Regions from separate parts of the Homo sapiens genome. Here region 2 is linked to region 1. A link is an interaction called in ENCODE POLR2A ChIA-PET data of the cell type or tissue named here. Cell type or tissue: GM12878. All regions are shown on one strand. Links, peaks and the distances in the headings refer to the core of each region. The heading gives the core; the rest is flanking DNA. Region 1 overlaps BCL2 (BCL2 apoptosis regulator). Region 2 has its middle 210 kb from the start of BCL2.

The links. ChIA-PET counts read pairs that join two places held together with the same protein. Peaks named below come from ENCODE experiments on the same cell type or tissue, not always from the same donor. Only the 100,000 strongest peaks of a DNase experiment are listed, where the experiment ranks them.
Region 2: POLR2A ChIA-PET joins it to region 1 with 5 read pairs; 2 of 35 experiments call an interaction of 5 or more read pairs at or near these places.

What each region holds. Positions count from the first base shown.
Region 1 is chr18:63,187,230-63,199,461 of GRCh38, reverse strand. The region is part of intron 2 of BCL2 (BCL2 apoptosis regulator); the gene reads left to right. It also overlaps the pseudogene LOC124904379. Among named protein-coding and RNA genes, the nearest start is that of BCL2, 130 kb to the left of the region's middle. RefSeq lists an enhancer at 1,845-1,904. In GM12878, for the core only: no CTCF peak of the experiment used is centred there; a DNase peak (open chromatin) is centred at 6,331; H3K27ac peaks cover 2,745 bases.
Region 2 is chr18:63,099,663-63,111,894 of GRCh38, reverse strand. No RefSeq gene overlaps it. Among named protein-coding and RNA genes, the nearest start is that of BCL2, 210 kb to the left of the region's middle. RefSeq lists enhancers at 4,756-4,805, 4,846-4,895, 4,916-4,985, 5,196-5,325. In GM12878, for the core only: no CTCF peak of the experiment used is centred there; DNase peaks (open chromatin) are centred at 4,580, 5,060, 5,388 and 5,794; H3K4me3 peaks cover 2,534 bases; H3K27ac peaks cover 3,175 bases.

The DNA of each region.
Region 1 (12,232 bases), core at 3,653-8,652:
TGCGTGTGTCTCTGTGTATGTGCCTATGTTGTGTAGTGTTTGTATGTTTATGGCTGTGTGTGTTGTGTGTGTCTATGCATGTCTGTGTGTGTTGTGTGTGTCTCTGTGTCTGTGTGCCTGTGTGTCTTGTGTGTGCATGTTGTGTAGTATATGTGTGTGTCTCTGTGTCTGTGCATGTGTCTGTGTGTGTTGTGTGTGTGCATTTGTCTGTGTGTTTCTGTGTGCATGTGTTGTGTAGTGTGTGTGTTGTGTGTGTCTGTGTGTTGTGCGTGTCTGTGTATGTGTCTATGTGATGTGTGTGGTGTGTGTGTCTGCGTCTCTGTGTCTGTGCCTGTACATGGGTCTGTGTGTGTGTTGTGTGTGTGCATTTGTGTGTCTCTATGTGTGCATGTGTTGTGTAGTGTGTGTGTCTTTTGTATGTCTGTGTCTGTATGTCAGTGTGTGTCTGTGTGTGTCTGTGTATGTCTGTGGGTGTCTCTGTGTCTGTGTGTCAGTGTGTGTCTGTGTGTGTCTCTGTGTCAGTGTGTGTCTCTGTGTCTGTGTGTGTCTGTATATGTCTGTGTGTGTGTCTCTGTGTCTGTGTGTCACTGTGTGTCTTTGTGTGTGTCTCTGTGTCTATGTGTGTCTGTGTATGTCTGTGTGTCTGTGTGTCTCTGTGTCAGTGTGTGTCTGTGTCTCTGTGTCTGTGTGTCTCTGTGTCAGTGTGTGTCTGTGTGTGTCCCTGTGTCTGTGTGTGTCTGTGTGTGTGTGTCTCTGTGTGTCAGTGTGTGTGTCTGTGTCTGTTGTGTCTTTGTGTCTGTGTGTGTCTGTGTATGTCTGTGTGTGTGTCTCTGTGTCTGTGTGTCAGTGTGTGTCTGTGTGTGTGTCTCTGTGTCTATGTGTCTGTGTGTCAATGTGTGTCTGTGTCTATGTGTGTCTGTGTGTCAATGTGTGTCTGTGTCTATGTGTGTCTGTGTGTCAATGTGTGTCTGTGTGTGTCTCTGTCAGTGTGTGTCTGTGTGTGTCTCTGTGTCTGTGTGTCAGTGTGTGTCTGTGTGTGTCTCTGTGTCTATGTGTGTCTGTGTGTCAATGGGTGTCTGTGTGTGTCTATGTCAGTGTGTGTCTGTGTGTGTCTCTGTGTCTGTGTGTGTGTCTCTGTGTCTGTGTCAGTGTGTGTCTGTGTGTGTCTCTGTGTCTATGTGTGTCTCTGTGTCAGTGTGTGTCTGTGTGTGTGTCTCTATGTCAGTGTGTGTCTGTGTGTGTTTGTGTGTGTCTGTGTGTGTCTCTGTGTGTGTGTGTGTGTGTATGTCTGTGTGTGTGTGTCTCTACATCTTTGCGTATACAGGGGCATAGCATAGTCATGCAAAACCGTCTTCCTTCAACTCATAGTTCTCTCCTTCCTCAACCAGAAGCCACTCTGCTTTGTTGTGAAAACAAATAAACTACTTTCTTACAAAAGAAAGACCAAATAACCTGAAAAGCTCAAATAAAATCCACCTTATGATACAATATTAAGAAACAGAAATTTTCAATGGAGAAAATCCCACACCAGACTGAGGAAGACAGATCAGTTTAACTGGAGTCTCTGTTTGTTTTATATTTCTTTTCTACTCTCCACTCCCATTTGCCAACAAAACTATGCTCTCTCACAGGGGACAGGTTCACCCCTCAATGTCTGACTAACATGCTTTTCATTTGAATTCAAAATATTTGGTGACGATTGGCAAAGAATGAGGATGGGAAATTGAATATTACATCATCTTATGAAAGCTTCCTCCTCCCTCACTTCCTTCTTCCTTTCTTCCTCCTTTCTCTCCCTTTTTCCCTCCCTCCTTTCCTCTCTCCCTTCCCTTTTCTGTTCCTGCTGTGACCGTTCCCCTGATTGAGCAGACGTGGACATGGGGGAGTCAACTGTAGGAGTGACTGGCGCCTCACAGACACCGTCCTCTGAGGTAGCTGTCACCAGAGGATTGTCACTGAAAATGCAAGAAGAGTTTGGCATTTGATTGCATTCTGCACAATTCAAGCAGGACAAATTGCTGCAGAAGATGACACCAGAAATAGCCACCATGTAGTGGGTTCTCACCACATGACAGACACGGTGCTGCTATAAGCTTGTGACTTGCACTGTCTGAGCCCTGAACACCTGTAGCAGGTACGAGCATTTGCTCCATTTTCAGACCAGGAGACAGCAGCTCAAAGAAAGTGAACGATTTGTCAGTGGTCACACAGCTAGGAAGTGGCAGGGGGCGCTTAGCCGGGTTGGACTCTGAAGGTCATGCAGCATCTTTACACAGACCCAAACCCTTCAAATCGATTTCCACCCATGTGTGTTTGGCAGCCACATGTCAACAAGCCATAACTTTCTTACCTATTTCGGGAAAACATTATTTTCTCTCACCTGTATTTATCGTCATCCTATTTCTGTTGCAAGAAATCAAAACGTGAAGAAGATAGATTTGAAGAAGACCTTTTTTTGGCTACTTCTGATGATGAGATGCAGTTAGGAAGATGGAGTTCAGATGCTAAAATATTGGAATTTCTGATTGATGCATATTCATGGTTAGAGGGAAAGTAAGTTGCACTGTGGAGTTAAGAAATCTGAGAAATACAGGAAATCCAAGCTGAGAAAAACTCATAACTATGATGTTTCCATGTGCAGGAAACTTCAGGTCCTTCTGCGCCCAACCTTCCTGGAAAGCTTTTATTTAAAAAAGTTTTTAAAATTTTTATTTAGTTATTTTTAATTGACAAACAAAAATTGTATATAAAGGCTTTTGTATTTTATCCCGTATGATAAAGGGCCGCACGGTTCTTTCTTGATGCCTGAGTTAAGTGAGCATATTAACAGCATGCAGCGTTCAGCTCTCATTAATTTTCAATAGGCTCATTTACCTTTGACCCTTTTATTTCAAAGCCAAAAAAAAGACCATACATAGAGAGAAACGATTGCATTATAGCTCCTCCTTCAATATGAGTCGCTCAATCTCTAATGGTTTCTTTCCATCGAGAAGAAGGTTTTAGTAACCAAGTGACTAAGTTACCTAGCTAAACTCCCCCCTCCTTCTTTATCAATACTTAATTAGTATTGATGCTTTTCTTGGCTAAATCTCATTTCAGAGCCTGCACAACTGAACTTTTTCCATAAATGAACCTTTTAAAATGTGTATTTGAAATATCTTTCAGCCTAAGAAAATAGTTTTTAACAAGTTATGCATTGATTTCCTCTTACTCTGAAATATTTCTCAAGTGATTTTTCCTGAAAGATTCTTTGTGGTTCATTGAACACAAAAAACAAACCGTGTACCAGGTCTGGTAGAGGTTACAGGGATACAGATAACTTGGCATTTGTTCCCAAGGAGCTTAGGTCTCCAAGAGGAAATAAGACACTTCGACAAATAGCCACAAGGTAAAATAGAGAATTGTCCAGTGCTGTAATTTAACTGCTGATTCCGCTGTACCTAAAAGCTGGTTAAATTATAGTTTTATTGAATGCTAACAAACTCTTATTCCCCTCCTGCATGGAATTTTAAAAACCTTTTATTTTCTCTGGGCTATAATTATGGTGACCACATTTTCCATGGCAAAAATTAAGACACGTCGTCTGACAAAGGATTCTTGTGCCACTTCTAGGTGTGAGACCACCCATACTTAGATTTTTTTTAAAGCAGGCTTTTTTAGGCAGGCCCTATAAAAATAGAGGTTTGTTAAATAGGTGTGTTTTTAGACTTTTCATTAAAAGCCTACAATACAAACAGTATTTTATTTTGTATCTGAATCAACATGTTATATCCTAAAGCACTATTTTACAGCCTAAGGGTGTGTGTTAGTCTATTCATAAAAACATACTGCTGCATAGAGCAATAATACCTGCCATTATCTAGGTGTAATAAAAAGGTCCCAAGTGGTCCTCTCCAGGTCTTTAATTTTCCTTTTGAAGATAAAGCTCCTTCTTTCACTTTCATGGTTCAAGATTTTTGGACCTTGCAAGTGATTGCTATTGAAGTGTGCCAGATGTGAGCAGTTGTGAGCATAGTACTTTAAAAGAAGGTGAAGGAGTGACTTTTTCTTCCTTATTGTCTCCCCTACTACCATCTGTAGTTTCTACACATGTAACTTTTCCAAAACAGCAAGGCATGGGAAGGGATACCAGCCAGGGCCGCCACAGTCCAGGCATGGGACTTCTGAAGTGAGGAGATAGAGATGAAAGCGGCCTGTATTGATAAATGACAGATGATGAAACCAAGGCCTGCTGGACCAAGATTCAATGACTTACCCAAAGCTACACAGCTTGTTGGTGGCAGAGTTAGCTCCCAATCCCCAGCTTTGTGAGCAAGGGAGGTTTCCATCCCCACTATGATGTTTTCTTGGTGTTCTGGGGTCACTCTGGTCGATTTCCATCCACTGTGATGTTGGGTATGCCCCCTCCATGTGACTACATAATTCTAGAATCATAATTCTAAAATGATATATCACTGCACTATCATGGGAAAATAAGCTGGAAGAGCTGGAGAGGCGATGCCTGCCACCACTGGCTCTTCTATAGAGGTGACCTTGCAGGTTACCAGGACTTCCCCAGGCCGACTCTCAGATCCTGAAGCTGAGTCCAAGGCAAGCCTTATACGCCATGGTTCCTGCTCTCCTGGGTATCACTGACCTACTGCTGATCCAGGAACCCTTGGGATCAGACTTTTCCCATTAATGCTTTGTTTATGGTTAAAATATCACAGAGTTTAGTGGGACCACTGCTGTCTTTATTAGATGGTTTTTATACTTAATTATTTTGTAACATGGCTGCACTTGTAAGTTATCTGCTGATTTTTTTGTAGTTCATAAGCATAATGATTGGGTATTCATAGTCATATGTGAGATGTGCCAACCTCAATCTCTATGCTACAGTATAGAGTATACTATAATAATCACTATATTATTACAGCCTGGCCAACATGGTGAAATCCCGTCTCTACTAAAAATACAAAAATTAGCTGGGCGTGGTAGCGCACGCCTGTAATCCCAGCTACTAGGGAGACTGAGGCAGGAGAATTGCTTGAATCCTGTGGGGCAGAGGTTGCAGTGAGCCGAGATCATGCCACTGCACTCCAGCCTGGACAATAGAGTGAGACTCCATCTCAAAAAAAAAAAAAGAAAAAAGTTTAAAAATGTATCTCTTCCATTAAAAACATATCCAATAATTCTGCTAAGATATTTGACTGACCTTCACATTCAGCCTCATTCCAGTGTAACTTCCCATTCATTCATTTCATTCAATGGCTATTTATTGAGCACCTACTATCTGGCAGACACTTTTCTGCTTCAGCATCAAACAAATAGACAAAAATTCCAGCCTGTTTGTGGTTTATATGGGATTGGATGGTGCTAATAACTGTATCGAAAAATAAAAACTATTAGCTTGCCAAAAATTTGGATTACTGTGGGAGCAGAGAGCTAAAGGAAAAGGGAACTCATATGTATTGAATATCAGTGACTATGTCATATGCTGTGTTGTGTGGTTTATCTCATTTAATCATCACAGCAGCCCTGTGAAAGATGAATATGATTATTTTTATTTTTTACAGATGAAGAACCAAGATTTAGGAATATAATATATCTTGCTTAAGGTCATACTAGTGAGGAAATAAATCTACATCAGTCTTTTCAATACCATGCTAGATGTGATGATATCATTTTAGAACCATATGTTTGATATATGGACCACCATACTGAAACCTCAGGGCACATTTTTGTCCACTAATAATATATATCAAGGAATGTCATTTCACAGATGCATGGATACGGAAAATGTGTGTGTGTGTGTATATATATGTATGTGTATATATATGTGTGTGTGTATTTGTATGTGTGTGTGTGTATACACACACACACACACACACACACACACATACATACTACTCCGCCTTAAGAATATTTTCATATGCAACTACATGGATGATTCTTGAGGACATCATGCTCAGTGAAATAAACCAGTCACAGAAGGACAAATACTGCATGATTCCACTTATATGAGCATCTACAGTAGCCAAATTCACAGAAGCCGAGAACACAGTGGTGGTTGTCAGGGCCTAGGGGAAGAGAGAAATGGGGAGTTGCCCTTCAACAGGAATAAAGAATAAGCAAATCTCATGTTAAGAGTTCTTAACACACACACTCACACACAGACACACACAAATGTCACTTTAATGGACATGTTTAAAACATCATTTGAAATGTAGTTGTTAAGTTCATGTTCTCCTTATCATTTTTGTAGATTGATCCTCATTTCTGAATAGCAGTAATCACTACAGTACACTCTCCTTTCATAACAGGCATCTTCCATGGAATACCTTGCCCCAGATTAGCAATTTGATGACCACAGTAACATGTGCTTCTCAGATAACACATGACCTTTCATTTGGCTGAGAACTCAGCGGTTGACTTTGCTAAAAATAGGTCTTTAATGGTTGAGTGTGACATTTCATCACGGGGTGTTATTTGGGAGTTTTTCTCTTCATACATGAAACAAGTATGGCTGTAGAATTGATTACCCTTGTTTCCTTGATGAAACGCATTCAGAATTTCAAAGATATTGAAAATATTTTTGGCCAAAATTAGTTACACAGAAGTATGGAATCTGTCAGTGCTTGGGGACAAAACCCTTCTGTGTATTGAAAATGCAGAAGTAGACAGGGAAGCATTTCTGGGGAGGAGTGAGAAGCTGTATTAAGTCTGGATGCTGGGGCAGGGGTGAAGGAGGAGGTCTTGATGATGTAGGTCTTGACCAGGTTGGAGCTGATGCAATGGCAAGTGCTGTGGCCGTGGTATCCCCTGGTGATGTCATTCCAAGGAGCCAGCTGCCATCAGTGCTTTCAAGAGTCTGGCTCTTTGGGTGAGGGGCACCAAGGGATAGACGTGCACCTCAGGACACCTGCCATCTTGTTGGCCATCTCTCTAGTTTGGGGTCTTTGTGGAAAAGATGTATGGGCCATGCTTTTTAGCTTGTCTTATCACCCCAAATACTTCCCGTCATCCTAGAATAATATCCAGGCTCTCGATCTGATTTCCAAAATCTTACACTGCCTTCGCACTGATTCTCAAGCCTCAGCTCTCACCAACTGCACACTCCCCCATTGCTTGTGGGCCACTCGAACTGACTTCCTGATCCTCCAAACACATCAGGTTGCTCCCTCCTTGGGATCTTCCACTACTTGTGACTTCTGCCTACATTGTACTGCCCCTAACTTTCCCAGGGCTGGCTCCTTCTTGCCTTTCAAATCTCAGCTTAAATGTCACTTCCTTTGAGAGGCTCCCCTGGAACACCCAATCATTCCCTCTCCTATCACCCTACTTTAATTCTCTGAATATTTCTATACAGTCAATGCTGTGCTTGTTTATTCTTTGAGATCCATGAAAGCAGGGACCATGCCTGTCATAGTCCCGACAGTGCTCCCAAGCCCTAGGTGAGCACCCTGCACATAGTAGTTCAATGAGTAGTTTGTCAAATGAAGGAAGGAGGCACTCAGGCTGTAGATGATTTAAATGTAACAAACGTATTTGTAGGTTATTTTTTAATAATGCAAAAGAAATGAAGACTAGGCCAATTTTCTTTTTTAATTTCATATTTCAGCCTCAACGCTTAGTTATTTCTGATTGGTCAGAGATTAATTAATCACATGCAACAGTCTGTCCTGAGGGGGTTCAAATGCACTGCTTTTTCCAGTGATTTGCAAATGCACCGGCCTAAAACCTACTCTCTGGCACAGATTTCAGAATCTCCACTTAACACATCAGAAACCTTTAGGGCTTATCCTGAACTCCAAGGCTGGCTTAACTTCTTCAGTAAGCAGCTGCTTATGCATGGATGCCTACAATGAGTGATTTCACCAGAAACCCACCTCAGCTACTTAAAGTGTGATGTATTTCATACACACAAAGTGTTTTTTCATATGAGTAGGTTAGTGACACTACTGAATACAAATTAACTGTTTTTGAATATACTGGAATCTCACAAAGTTTTTTCTGCCTCAGAAGTGGAATTCAGTTGAAGATGGGTCTGTCCTTAGAAGACCAAGTTATTATAGTTGCTAAAATAAAAATAAATAAAATAAAGACTTCAAAAAACAACAGATGCTGGCAAGGCTGTGGAGAAATAGGAATGCTTTTACACTGTTGGTGGGAATGTAAATTAGTTGAACCATTGTGGAAGATAGTATAGCGATTCCTCAAGGATCTAGAACCAGAAATACCATTTGAGCCATCAATCCCATTACTGGGTATATACCCAAAGGAATATAAATCATTCTGTTATAAAGATACATGCACATGTATGTTTATTGCAGTACTATTCACAATCGCAAAGACATGGAGCCAACCCAAATGCCCCTCAATGATAGACTGGATAAAGAAAATGTGGTACATGTACATCATGGAATACTATGCAGCCATAAAAAGGAATAAGATCATGTCCTTTGCAGGGACATAGATGAAGCTGGAAGCCATCATCCTCAGCAAACTAACACAGGAACAGAAAACCAAACACTGCATGTTCTCACTTATAAATGGGAGCTGAACAATGAGAACACATGGACACAGGGAGGGGAACAACACACTGGAGCCTGTTGAGGGTGGGCGAGGAGAGGGAGAGCATCAGGACAAATAGCTAATGCATGTGGGGCTTAATACCTAGGTGATGGTTGATAGGTGCAGCAAACCACCATGGCACACGTTTACCTATGTCACAAGCCTGTACATGGTGCACATGTATCCCAGAACTTAAAGTAAAATTTTAAAAAATAAATAAAGTAAAATAAGACTTTCACTTACTGGGGCAGGCCCATGGTTTCTAGGGTTGAGAACAATCTCCAGGGGCTTGACCCTCAGGAAGGGAGAATCCCTTCTTCCCTTGCAGGGAGCATGGGCTGGGTGGCAGTTGTGTCCCTGCCATCTGAAAGTGAAAAGTGGACTTTAAATGTTGACTTATATCTCACAATACTATTGGTGTCCAGCTTCTGATACTTCATGGGACATTCCTTTGTACTTGGGATCTAACCTTATTAATTTAGAGAGAAGATGTAGATTAAGTTTCAAAAACCTGACCTTAGAAAAGATGTTTTAAATAAAGAATGGGCTATCATTTGTATTCGCAAATCACAGAGAATGTCCCGTGGCATGGAATCATTTTGTCAAGCTCTGCATTCCAATCCAATTTTTTATTTGCTCTCATCTCAGGGTGGTAATTGTTAATTTGGAGATTATTATTTAGGGTGGATTCAACAGTCTTACATGGGATTCTTTTTAGGGAGAATGATGGGAAATTACCCTTTTTCACATTTTTTTATCCTGGGAGAGGGGGCCTCTATTCTTTCGCTCAGTGTGACAGTGAGAGTGAAGTGAAGAGAAGATTTATGATGCCAAGATCAGGGCTGAGTAATATGGTAAATCCCAGTTTATCTTAAGTGCAGTAAACCCCCAGGCAGCTAGAAGAGTGACGTATTCTGGTTAGTTCAACATTCTATTTAATCTGGGAATACCCAATAGACCACTTTTCCACAACAGATTTTTATAGAATTCAAATACAACAAAATATACTTGACACCACAACTATACTGAACACATATTTATCTCTTCTAATGACTTAAAAGACACTTAAATATCTCACCAAGCCTCAGAGTCACACGGAGAACATCAGTTATCTCAGAAACGGCTGTTAATAGGGATTTCTGGCTGATAGTGGGATGGCCTGTTTTTGCTGATTGAAAGCAGCACTTCATTGGATGCGGTGGGTGGGGGGTGGGACACCAGTTCTCGTTTTCCCAGGTATAATTCGGCAATCTGGGGGGCTTCCTCAAAAATACGTAGAACCTAAAATAGATAATGTATGAAAAGCCCCCTAGTGCTGAGCCTAACGCAGAAAAACATTCAGTACATACAAGATGACTTGACTCAGTTTATCTGTGATTGGTTTGGTTTACTTTTGCTTTTTTCTTTTAGGGGTGGGGGAGCTCTTCCTACATAGTTAAGGGACCTTCAACTAGAGGAACTTGATATACCTAACCTAGGACAAGCAGGAACTTTTTGACCTCCAGCGTTGTTTATGGTTTCAGACTAAGCAACAACAGAAGATAACTACAAGGAACTATCATGAATTATGGCTAAATGCTGAATGGTGACCCTTTAAATCAGTTATTAGTATGACTGGATTGTACCTTCTGCCCTGGGACAAGCCTAGACAGAGAGAGTTGGGAGAAGCAAGTGTAAAAAAGCCTAGGTTGTTTTTCTTTTTCTTTTTTTTTTTTTTTTATATGCTGTTAATGGGAGGGTAAATTCTTGTAAAGTTTTTGGAGAGCGCTTTGACCTTAATTTTGAAAATGCTAAGTTTACATAGCCTTTGTCTTGGTAATTTCACTTCTACAAGTTTTTTCTACCTATGTGTAAGGATGTCTATTACAGCATTATGTATTTTAATTTTGCAGCAAAAAAAAAAAAAAAACTTGGGGAAAAAAAGAAATGTCTGTGTAGGGTACTGGCTAAATTGGTAAACTGATATGAAATAAAATGCTGCTATTAAGAAAGGTGATGGATACATATGAACTCACATTTTAAAATGTCTGAGATTTATTGTAGAGGGAAAAAGTGGAAGTCTGTATGGATAATATTATTTTATTGATGAGAAAAAAATTAGATACATATACAAATGCATGTATATTCATAGCATTTTCTGGAAGGATATATAATATACTGTTCAGCTAATATATAATTTAAGGATTATGAGTATTATAAATTGAAATTAATATTATTACAAATTAATACAAATTAAGATTTGTTGATGTATACATAGTATTATGGTAAAATGAGTATAATTAAATTATTCAAAAGTTTGCTTTCTTACATTTGTTAAATATTTTCCAGTTTATGTTCTAATTTGCTTATTCCAATCTTTATTTCTATCACCTATATAATTAAACTCCAATTCAGTTTAGGGTCATTCATAATTTCCAAACTGATTATTTTACTGTTTCTTCAGTAGTGTTGAAGATAATGATGATGGCACTAGTCATCCCTTATTGAACCCCTATGATGTGCTAAACACTTGTACTTATATTTTCTCTAAACCTCCAAAATTGTAAAAGTTGATGAGGAAGCAGAGGCCCTGCCATCTTAAGGAACTTGCTAAAGCCATGCAGCCAGCAAGTAAGTTTCAGAGCTAGCACTGAAACTCAGGTCTAACGCCAAAGACTGTACTATTTCCATATGTCATTCTGCCTCAGATATAGAGCTGGTGAATTCATTTTTCAGGCAGTGTCTTTGTGGGTAAGACAGATAGCTGCTTAAAAAGAGATAGAAAACATGCTTTGGATTGTTATGGCTTGCTAGCATTTTCCACTCACCATTGTTATTAATTATTCTGTGTTTCCCATTTGTCTTAACTTTGATCGTATACTTACAAAGTTTATGGAAACTGCCCAAGTGCATTCGATTCTGCTGATATTTCCATGGTCTGAACGCCAGCCCTATGAGCAGGGGCCAAATGGAGCATGCCATCTGAAGACTGCTCCAGCTTTCAGAGCTGGACCTGGTTCAAATGGGAATGCCATACCACTGTTTATTTTAATGAGATAAAGAGCAAAGAAAAATAAAAAAGCAAAATCTGCATTTGAAAACATTCAAGTAACGTAATCTGTATTAGTCGAACTAATTCTAAGCCTGGCCTGGTTTTGATTTTAGAGATTTCCACAGCTCCACGTGTACCCCCAGGGTGGCCATGTAGAGGTAACAACAACAATACTAGGAAGACCATTCCAAGCCTCTGTCTCCATTTCTTGCTTTTCTGACACCCTTCACCTGTTCTTTATTCAGCTATTTACTGGGGCATGGTCTTTATCTGAAGTTTTTCCTGGTATTTTCAACCCATTAGGATAAGTGGGGTGGGTGTAGGGGGCTGTGCCCACAAAACAGACATCCAACTTGGTTTTAGGAAAGGCTTTTTAGAGGAAATGATAACTACACGGAGTCCTGAAAGAGAAATCATAGAGGTAGAGGTGCCCACTTATCTAGGTAGAGAGAACGGCATGTGCATAAGGGAGAGATAAAAGGGCACACAGTACATCTGTACAGCTGTGAGTCCCCAAGCATCTGACCTCTCTTGAATGAGGATATTGACTACAGGTTACTTAGTTGACCTTGTTAAAGCCTTATCATATCAGGATTACCAGGGTACAAAAACATTCCTAAAATAAATGGCTCTGTTACTAAACACTCC
Region 2 (12,232 bases), core at 3,179-8,178, 87 kb after region 1:
ACAGGTTATCCAAAGGGGATGCTGGGGTCCCAAAAGTTTTCTGAGATAAAGAATTTGGAAGCATCTCCTTGAGTTCCAGCAATCCTAAAATGTTTTACCACGGATTCTTTGGAAGAACTGCATCCACTTCCAACCACTACAAGTTGTTTTAACTATAATGTAGTGGTTGGGCTTTAAGTCAGATGGAATCCAACCCTGGCTCGGATCGTATAATTTCTAAAAAAAAAGCATAAAATAATCTACCTTTTACCCAGCACCTAGTGTGTGGCAGACACTATGCTAAGTGCTTCAGATACATTGTCTCCTTTAATCTGTGGCAACAGCCTTATGAGATGAGTACCTTTATTTTGCATTTTATAGGTCTCACTGGGCTAAAATCAAGTTGTAGACAGAGCTGCCTCCCTTCTGGAGGCCCTAGGGGAGAATTGTATCCTTGCCTTTTCCAGCTTCTAGAGGCCCCCCAACATTCCGTAGGTGGTGACCCTTCCTCCCATCACTCCAGCCTTTGCTTTCCTCACTCTCACTCTGATCTGCCTCTCTCTTACAACAACTCTAGGGTTAGGTTGGGCCCACCCAGACAATCCAAAATTCTGCCCCCATCTCAAGATCCTTAACTAAATCACAACTGCAAAGTCAATTTTACCATGTAAGTTTACATATTCACAAGTTTCAGAACATTTGGATGTGGACATCTTTGGAGGAGTCATTATTCAGCCTACCACCACAGATAAAGAGGCTGAGGTTCAGAGTGGTTAATTTATTTTCACAAAGCCTCATAGCTAGTAGTAGTGGAGCTGAGGTTTGACTTTTCCAACTACATCAGGCTTCCCTTTCTGAGTTCACCAGTTTGGCCCTTGAAACCAAACTCAGCATGGTACTATGTATGTAAAGTCTAACCTTCACCCTACTCTTCCTCAGTGTATTAGTCTGTCTAAATTAATGCTGCTAATTTATAAAGAAAGAAGATTTAATTGACTCAGAGTTCCACATGGCTGGGGAGGCCTCAGGAAACTTACAATCATGGCAGAAGGCACCTCTTCACAGGGTGGCAGGAGAGAGAATGAGCGCCCACAGGAGTAATGCCAGATGATTATAAAACCATCAGATTTCAAGAGAACTCACTATCACGAGAAAAGCATGGGGGAAACCACTCCCATGATTCAGTTACCTCCCACTGGGTCCCTCCTGTAACATGTGGGGATTATAATTCAAGATGAGATTTGGGTGGGGGCACAGCCAGACCATATCACCCAGGCCTGTGGGTCCCCACCACCACCACCAGCTGGTGCAGGCAGCTCCCAGCCATCCATGCCATCTTGAACCAGAAGCGCCAGCCTTCAGGGAGATGGTCATCTGCAGAAGAGAAGTTCTGGTGCCCAGAAGTGCCTCTCTGCAAGGATTAGCCTCCTCCAATTACACAGCCACAGCTCAGCAATTTTCTCCAGTTTCATTTCATCTTGCCCTCACCGCCACTCTGAATCTCTCAAAATTCTTCCCTAGCTCTATTCCCAAAGTATACAGGGATAATACCTGCTGTATAATCGTTCCTGTCCCCATTTCCTCCTCAAAATAGGTCAAGAGTAAGGAAGAATACCTTGTGGGACCAAGAATTATTCCCAAGAAAGGGAAATTTACCAGCCCCTGAATGGTTAGGGTGCTGTGAACCAGCAGCCCCATCAAGGAAGCTGCATGCACATCTCCAGGCTGAGTCCCAAGTGGGAGAAAGGCCCATCCCGATAGGTGGAAGATACTCTTGGAACCACTATGAAGACCCCATCATCTGTCCTTCCTTAATCCTCCCTCTTGACTGTCAGAAAATTCAAGGAGCCCTTGCTTACTCATATGGGGTAGAATTACAAAAGAGAGCAGCATACCAGTGTTGAGTTTGCTAATTTTCTGACCTTCTGGGCTCTGAATTTGACTCACCCAGATGTGTGTCATTTGATTGGTGCTCTCTGACCCGTCTGGACCTAGTGTCTTGCCCTCTGCATCCTTACAAGTTGGTTTCCTATTCTGGCATGCTAGCCTCCTATCATAAAATTTACCCCAAACGCTCACCAGAGCTTCTACTGCTGCCCCAGTTTCGAGGGTCTGCTCAATAAACTCACATCCTTGGGGGACACAAGCATTTCATGATGTCTTCTCCAACAAGTCGAGGCCCCAAAGTCAGAGAAACACAACCCATTGTGCCAATGGTAGACACTATGCTGCTCTCTTTTATATTTTCTTATCGCATATGGTAGGGTGGGGGCTTAGAAGAACATAGCAGAGGTATTCATAATAAAGAAGAAATTAATAAAGACCACAGCAAGCCCAGATTCTTTATTTTATGTTCTCTCTGTACCATGGTTCAGTTACCTGTTAGAATAATTGCAGATCAATTTCATTGAGTTAGTAACTAAAAACAATTGCCTAGAATTCCCTTTGATCTCTCTCCATAGCGACAAATTGTATACAAAGAAGTCTAGCAAGAAAGGCGACTCTCAGAGGAACTTTTTGGGCCCCTTCTACAGGAGGACCTTTTTTGAGTCCTCAAGTGCTGAATTCCCCCATCTTTAACACTCAATGGCTCTTTGTGTTGATTTCTGCAATGGAGCAAGTCTTCAGCCCTCCCACCCTCTGTGAATTCTGGCCTGCAGTGAGACCTTGCATGAGGCACTGTGTAAATCCTGGACACAGTTGAGTGAGAGAGACATTTATTGTCTGTCTTGGCTGTAAGGGAGGCTAAGTGTTTATGAAGTATGTTAAAGACACACGTGTCGTGGTGAGCCTGTATTACTGTCCTCTCACCCTGTGTCTGACCAATGATGCCGACAGACTGTGGACGTTATAATAATGATTCCTATGACTCCAGGGCACAGCTGGCCCTTTGGTTTTCTCATATAACTGATCTCAGGTTTCCAAGAGTCTTCAGGAGCATAATCGTATTAATAGCACACTCCCAGGTAAGGAATAAATACACCAATGTTTCTTGGTCTCCAAAAACTAATCTAGACTTCTCTCTTGTGAAATTTCACTGGCCACTAAAGATAAGAAAATCATTTCGATAGTATTGAATATATCACGGTGAGCCTCTCCAAAATGTATCCAGTGTTTTCATAGTTCAAGACCATTGTTATATTACATTATCTTACTTGTAAAAATCAAATTATATCTGAAGGGGAATATTTCTTTCAAAAATCAAGACTTAAATAAAGAACATCTTCCTCTGATAAGAATTCCAAAATGGCCAGGAAACATATTATTATACGTTCCTGGATATTCTTGGAAAAGTCATTTAAACTTTATGGGTCTCCGTTTCTTATTCTAGAAAAATCAAGGCATTGGCTGGGTGATCTCTGAAGCAGCACCTTCCAATAGACCTTCCGCAATGACAGCAGTATTCTGCACCTTCACTGTCTGATACAGTAGCCACCTGCCACAGGGCGGCTATTGAGCACTTGAAATGTGACTGAAATGACTGAGAAAAAAATTAATTTAATTTAACTTAATCTAAATTTAAATAGCCACATGTGGCTAGTGGTTATGTATTGGACAGGACAGGTCCAAGGGGTTCCTCGTTGATGTAAATACAATGGAGAGGTAGAGGTGAATACCCCAGGGCTGAGCAGGAAGGCCTTGGGATCCAGGTCTATAGTTATCCTACTGCGGAGAGCTACTCCTCTGCTAAAAGGACCTCTCAGCCACTGGCAGCTGGATGCAGAAGGGAAGGCCACAGTACCCAGTAAACCACACACCCGCAAGACCACTTAGGCTCCAAAGGAGAAAGGATGAGGAACTGGGTGAATACTTATCAGGTGCAACTAACTAAGGGCATGACATCAGACGAGAAATAACAGAGCAGCCTCTTCCACCTTCTGTTCGGCCTTTTTGGATGTTCTCAGTCTAACTGCAGACACCGATGACTTGGCCACTACGGAGAAAGCGGGGACTTAGTCCTGTTAGATAAGGGAGCTGGCTCTCTGCCGCCAATCAATCAGAAAGCTTTTAAGATGGGAGTCTATGAAATATGTATTAAATACCAACAAAAAAAATGAATGCAATGAAGTTTTTAACTTAGAAGCACTCCTGGGAGCCAGGGGCCAGGTTCTCACAACATAAAACCTGTATTAAGACCTCATTCCAGATAGGACTCATATCCACCTTCCTAGGGGATCAGTGAGGTCCAACAGGGTGTTTCTCCTCTTTGGGGTGGGAGGGAGGTCTGAAATTTGGTACTCTTCTGTGCTCCCCCAGAGCTAATTCCCTTCTGAAAGAAACGAAAGCAACAGGAACACTCATTTGTGCCATTGTGTTTTGCACAATCACACGCCTTTCAATTGCCACATTAAAAATTCCTCCCAGGGCCCCATGGAGTTAGGTGATTATGTTTAATATAACCTTCTGGGTTTTGGTTTCATGCAGACTAACAAAGAATATGGAAACATGTAATTCCATACTGCCCGAAGTACTTCTACAATTTGAGCCTCAATTAATGTTTGTTTACTTATCTGCTAATCTCACTATTTTTTCTAAATTCGTTCTCAGTAAGTGAGAGTGCAGAATCTGACGTTCAGTCATTTCTGAAATATGACCAAAATGGAAACCTCCCCAGAGAGCTATTCAATGGGGGAAAGGAAAAACATAAACTCCCAAATGAGTAACTCCGAGTGTCCTTTAATTTTCCTCTAACAGAAAACCATTTTCTAAGAGAAGGTATGTGCACAAAGAGGTAACTTTTTAGAAATTTACCAGTGATTTTATCATGGTAAATTGAGCCACAATCCCAATGAGAATACTTGCTATTATTGTTAGAAATGCATAGAGCCTGTATTTATTTTCAGAGGAGTTTGGTATCATTTTTATGAGTTGCTCCTCACAAAAAGCAAAACAGAAACCACCCTGAACCTCTAAGAGGTAGATCAGATTTTATATATATATCTCTCTCTCTCTTTTTTTTTTCCAAAGGAGGAAACCACATAAAATGATTTGCCCTGAGGTCAGCCAGCCCATTGGTGTCTGGGCTGATGTTAGAAGTTCTGGTCTCTAGACTCCCAATCGGCTGAATTGTCTCTAGAGCCTGGTCCTTGTGTCCTCAGTGGAGACATGCATGTAGCTAGTAGCTACGCCGACAGACAAGTCTTTCTTCCTAAACACTCTTCACTCTTACCATCTAGAAGTCCCTGAGGGCTCAAAACTGCCCCACCAGTGAGACCTTCTAAGGTGGTTCTTTTGGTTTCTTTGCAACACCCTCTGGATGGAGTCCGAGAGAACTTCTTATTCTGAATTCTCTTCTGTAGCAAGCCAGTCGTATTGCCATTTTTACTGTGATCTGGCCATGACCCCCAGGCTGTTCTGACATCCCTGTTGATGTCTTCCCTGGGGCAGAATGTTCTTCAGACAGAGGATGGCTGAGTTGTAACTACTCATATGTGAGTGTAGGTCTTCCAGGCCTGGCCAGAGCTGCCAAGCAGGATAAGCCCATCATGGTCCTCAGCAAGGATAGAGAAGGGCCATTGGCAAGGTGAGTCCACTCCCGCCTGCAGGCCTGGCACAATGAGAGCAAGTGCGTTGTCCCAAGATCCCCTCAGCAGCACACTCTGGGGAAGAGATCCCAGTTGCTAGGGAAGGTTAAAGCAAGGTTCAGAAAACAAAACAAGCAAGAAAACTCAGTAGGTCAGTGAAACAAGAGCCTGGGCTCTGCACCCAAAGTTCCAACTTAGCGTATCATCCACATTACCCATGACGTAAGGGCGACCAGGCGCCACAATATTTCTCAGAGTGTTCTGTGGAACGCCAGCTGCAGGAGGTGCTTGGCAGAAACTGGGTTTCATGGTCAAATGAGTCTGAGAAACACTGCAGATTACATTTCCCTCTGCAGTCATATCAGCATATCAAAGGTTATGAGAAGTTCCACAGTAGGCCGGGCATGGTGGCTTACGCCTGTAATCCCAGCCCTTTGGGAGGCCAAGGCAGGCAGGCAGATTGCTTGAGGTCAGGAGTTCGAGACCAGCCTGGCCAACATAGTGAAACTCCGTCTCTACTAAAAATACACAAAAATTAGCTGAGTGTGGTGGCGCACGCCTGTAGCCCCAGCTACTCGGGAGGCTGAAGCAGGAGAATCTCTTGAACCTGAGAGGGGGGGCTGGCAGTGAGCCGAGATCACACCATTGCACTCCGGCCTGGGCAACAAGAGTGAAACTCCATCTTAAAAAAAGAAGTTCCACAATAGAGCAATGACTCTATTACTCTGTTACTCTGTTCAACCCAGAACACTCCAAATTTGACCACCCATAGGCCTTCTTTTTTATGGGACACTGACTAATGTACCATGGAACACTTGGGCAGATGTCTGTCTGCTCCATTCTCTCCTCTCCTGCCATCCTCCACCTTGAGCCAGGGCCATGTTGCCCACTCCTGGGTGGTCTCCCTGCCCTCTGGCATCTTCCAGGAAACCCAGACCAACTCATTTGTTCTAAACACCCGTTTCTCCACATCCCTCCCATAAGCAAAGAACTACCATGACTCTCTACGTCCTCCTGAGATAAGGCTAGGATTTTCTGCTCCGTCTTGTGTCTCCCATATTGACCCTTCACCCTCTCTGGGCAGCCATATTTTTTCCACTCAACACCACACTCCCGTCTTCCCCCAGGCCGGTCCTGAGAGGTAGGACTGAGAGCAGGGGCTTTGGAGGCCAACATGAATTTGAGTCCCATTGCTTTTCCTTCTGGACCGCATGACTCAAGCCTCTCTGAACCTTGGTTTTATCATCTGCAAAATGAACATAATGAGACCTGACTCAGGGCTGTGGTAAGCATGAGGCGAGCTAACACATGTCACTGCGGGGCCGGGCACATGGGAAGCTCAACAAGTGGTCATCCCTCTCATTCAGAGCCAAACATCCCCAGCAAACCCCGCTTCAGATACACTCACACTCATACCAGCTTCGAGGATTTCTTCCCCTCCTTCCCCCTACGTAGGCCTTACTCATCCTCTGGGGCCCCCTCGTTCCCACCGCCCCCATGAATCCTTCCCCGAAAATCCCGGCGCAGAGATCCCCTAGCCTGCACTTCTCCTGCAGGCATGGGTTTGGTTTTCCTCTGTTTCCACATGTTCCATAACGTTTTCCACCTGGTCCCCAATAGGACTGCAAAGTCTTGAGTGCAGGAGTCTCATCCCCTCACTCTGCGTGGTCCCATAGACCTGTGCTCTATACAGATGAGACGAGGCCTGCTTGTATATTCACATTAGGATGAACCTGGAGTCTTTTCCTCTTGGCTCCTTCAAAACCTTTTTCGTTCTCAATTTGCTATAACCTTTGAAACCTCGCCGTGTGGCATATTATAGAGAAGAGAGAAAAACTCAAAGGTGTGCTCTTTTTTTAAAAAAAATCCCAAATACCAGAAGGAAAATCCACACGTTGATTTCGGGGTTCATCATCAACACGCACTTGGTGAGCACTTTCTCTGGGACTTTGGGAAAAACCTGTTCTGGAAGGGCCCTTAGCTGTAGGAGCCAGGTACAGGGGACTGAAATAAGTACCCAGCCTGCTCCCCGACAGCTGCGGAGAGGAGAGAGCAGCAGGAGAGGCGCATGGAGAGAAAACGGCCAGGGGAAAGTTTCCAGAAACCCCACCCCAGGGGACACTGGGGTTTCCGGAAAGCAAGGAGTGACCCCCGCATTCCACCTACTTCCCCCCTACTAAAGGCTTCCGCAACTCCAGGGAGTCCTCCCCTTTTGAAGCTGAGCCTCGGCATCCTCGCCTACCTCCCTCCACCCTGCAGCAGAGAGGGCTGCCCCCAGCTGAGGATGGGGCACAGCAGCCAGAGGCTTCCCCGGTCTTCATGTCGGAAATCCTGTCTTTTCCAGCACATGCACACGCCACATACACCCCCGCCACACACACACACACACACACACACACACACACACATACATCCCCACACACAACTCCACACACCACACACACACCCACCCCATACCACATCACACCACACACACATCACACCACAGCACAACACACCATACACACACATACCACACCACACCCACCACACACAAAATCACACCACACCACACACCATACACACACAACACACTATACACACACACTCCACACCACACACACAACATACCATACCCCACACACCATACACACATCACATGCACACACCACACACACACAGACCAAATCACAAAGCACCACACACAACACCACACACATGTGACACCACACCACGCGTATCACACACACCACGCCACCACACACACAGACCACACCACAAAACACCACACCACACCCATACACACCCCCACACACACACAACACACAGAGCAAACCACAACAAACCACAAACACCACAATGTGCCACAACACAACACACCACATATCACACTACACCACACCACACCCATATTATACACCACACCACACCCATATTATACACCACACCACACTATACACACACATGCACACACCACACACACACCAAACCACACATCACACCACATGCACAACACACATCACACCACACACACACCACACCACACATCACACCACAAACCACACTACACACCTGCACACACACCACACATCACACCACACCACACATCACACACACACCACACATCACAGCATACACACACACCACACACATATCATACCACACACATCACATGTCTCCCACCAAGTTTCCATTTCAATCTGTGACATCATCCTCCTTTCAACCTCTTGTCCTAGTGTGGACAACTTCACATTGGAATGCCGAATAAAGAAGGGTGTGAATTCCTATCGGTCCATCAGCGCCTCTTCATTATGGCTGAGCTAATTTGCAAGGAGAGGATTCCCTGCCTCCACCTCCACATCCCAGGAGGAGCTTCTTACTCAGCAGGTGTTCATCTACTCGCTCACAGCAAGTGACAAGAGGCTGTGGATTCCCAGGCAGGCCCAGTTGGGAAAGCTCCCACCAGTGACCTGGGACCGTCAGAGCCATGATGGGGGATGGAGAAGCAGACCAGGAAAAATATTTCTTTTCTTTTTCTTTTTCTTTTTTTTTCTTTTTTGGAGACAGAGTCTTGCTCTGTCGCCCAGTCTGGAGTGCAGTGGCACCATCTCAGCTCATTGCAACCTCCGCATCCTGGGTTCAAGCAATTCTCGTGCCTCAACCTCCTGAGTAGCTGGGATTACAGGCGTTCGTCACCACTCCTGGCTAATTTTTGTATTTTTAATAGAGACGGGGTTTCATCGAACTCCTGACCTCAAGTGATCCGCCGGCCTCAGCCTCCCAAAGTGCTGGGATTACAGGCGTGAGCCACCGTGCCTGGCCTGTGTTTTCTTATTCTTCCTTTTTGAGACGGAGTCTCGCTCTGTCACCCAGGCTGGAGTGCAGAGGTGCGATCTCGGCTCACTCCAAGCTCCGCCTCCCGGGTTCAGGCCGTTCTCCCGCCTCAACCTCCTGAGTAGCTGGGACTACAGGCGCCCGCCACCACGCCCGGCTGATTTTTTTGTATTTTTAGTAGAGACGGGGTTTCACCATGTTAGCCAGGATGGTCTCTATCTCCTTCTTAACCAGCTCCAGGGTGAAGAGTACGTTTCCAGGAATCTCATTTCATTACCAGTGAACTCTGTTGTGATCAACATTCACTCTCTTAACTTTTTGTTCACTTTAATTCTTAGAATCAGGCGTGGTAGGCAAACAGCTGACACTCATTTTCTCTGTCAAAAAGGCAGTTTCGAATTATTGGTGAGCAACTGGTGGTCGCATAGGAGAGGGGAGAAGGGGAGAGTCCGGGGAGTGATCGATTGGGGGACGGGGATTAGGCATGCATAGCAGAGCCAGGGAGGTCACGTTGGGGACCCGCCATCCTTGACCACATCTGTTTAAATTCAGCCAGGGTAAAACATTAGCGCACAGGAAGGCGGCTTCACGGGGAGGGAAAAGAGGGTGAGCTCCGCCTCCCTACACCCTAGGGCTGGAGGCTCAGCTCAGAACAGGAATCAGATGGTCCAGGTAGAGAGGCTATAGCCACGGCGAAGACCCAAAGCCAGGCCATTCCGGACGCTGGTTAGCTCCTGGGGGCGGGCCCAGGAGGGACTGGGAGGTGGGATGAGACCCTCCACCACTCTAGGAGAATGTGGGCTCGGAGCTAAGCTCACACACGCACGCGCTCCACAGAGGCTCTGTTTACAGCATTATGTAGTTGCACAGCCTTTATTCAGGTTGGAGCTTTAACACCTTGAATGTGCAACAGAATCGGTCAAATCCCGTTTTGTTAGGGACATGGTGTTTTGCGGAGCCTCCTTCGTGGTGTCTGAGAGAGCAGTGGCAGATAGCCAGGGGCTCAGGCCCCAGGACCCCACTTGCCCTGCTGGGAGTGAGCCCAGTCATGAAGTCCTTGGCCTCCCAGAGCCTGTGTCTGCACTCAACAGCTGAGCCTGGAGGAGCAGAGAGCCAGAAGCGTCAGGTCCTCCGAACTGGATATTCCCCTCCACTCAGTGCCCCCAAGCTCAGAGCTTGGAGAGAGCCACACATCGGCTGCCTGTGCTGCTGGTCCCCTGGTTCAGGAGGGTCGGGTCCGCTGTGCCCAGGAGCTGCAGCCTCAGGTGCAGCACCCCATGGCTCTGGAGATGGCACCTGTGCAAACCGTGGGTGGCCCTCCCTCTTTTCTCTCCTGCCTTCTTTTTCTTGGCCATTTGAGGGTCACTTTTCTCTCCTATTCTTTTTCTCTGGTCTTGAACCTGAGGCCTATCAATCCACTTACAGGCTTGGCTTAAGCTACCTTGGAATTTTAAAAGAAAATTGTTGCCACCTGCCCTGGATGGTCCTGATGTTGCCTTGAGATCTACAGTGTCTCAAGTGTGGGTAAGACGAAAGTGCCAGAGGCTCGTATGCCACCTGAGGCCTCATGCTGAATTCGCTTACAGTCAGTTACAAATGCTTTTTAGATCTTCAATGCTTCTGTGAAGCCTCATATTTGCTGTTCAGACAGACACTATAATGGAGATGGAATAAATGGACAGCAACTACACAGGACGGTGTGGGCAGATGGTGTTGGAGCGAGGGGTGCAGGTGGAGCCCACAGGAGAGGAAGGCTGATTGATCTTCTATGGGGAGAGCTTCATAGCACGGGGGTGGGGGCACCTGACTGGCAAGCTGTTTGGTGTGAGTTTGGGGATGCAGCTGTCAGGGAGAACATCCCTTCTTGAATGAGCAGAAGACTTCATGAATCCGCTGAACATGCTGCAGCACTAAATTCACTGTTTGCCACATGGCCAAGCTCATCTGCTCATCACAGTGGAGCTGGTGGCCTTGGCGTTATGGGCTCCCAACCCTGGCCAATGACATACGACAGCCCTGGGCACATCTTGAACCATGAAAGGAAGGCACAGGCCAGATGCCAGATACGAGGCTGATGCTTAAATGAGTGAAAGAAAAAATCACCCATCATCCTCCCCCCACCCCACCCCCAAAAAGCCAAAACCTAATTCAGACCAACCTGAAAACTAAAAATAAGAGATGGAGAGGAGGTGGAGAAGACAGCCATCCAGGAAATTCGTTTCTGACCATAGGGACTGAAAAAGACTTGCCTCTGCCCTCAGTTGGCAGAGTGGTTTGTTGTGCAACCTGTGAGACTCTGCCCAGTACCTCTTATCTGGGCTGTCAGTTAAACTGACACGGCTGACTCTCCCCACAACGGAGCTGTAATTAGCTCAGATGCCGGGCTGGGACAGGCCTGGGATGGGGCACTTCCAGGTGCTGGTGATAGACAGGGGCCCACTCCAGCAGTAGTTCTGTTGGCGCTGTGCTCCTTCCCCACCCAGGCTAAGGGTTTGCGCTGCTCCTCTGGAGGCCATGGGACTGGCTGTGCACCTGCAGGCCCATGGTGCAGAGCTACAGGGCACCACAAGCTGTCCACATGCCCACGTTAGAGTTTCACTCAGCCCTTGGCCTCCCAGGGAGAATCAGAGCTGAGTTAATAAGTGAAGCATTTACAGGCCACCTCATACTCTTGAAAGATAAGGAGAGCCCTCAACCTTGTGATAGATAAGCATTGTTCAAGAGCAGAAGTCTCCAGGGAAGACGTCTTGGAAAATCCATGTTTTCTATGGTCAGGGCTACCTTAGCCTCCCAGACCCTCCCAGAAGGAAGTAGAGATAGAGGGCCATGTGTCTGCTGGCCTGGTCTGCCCACTGCACATCGTGGGGCTGTGGGTGATACACTCGGGACACGCTGCACAGCCCGGTCCTGAGCCC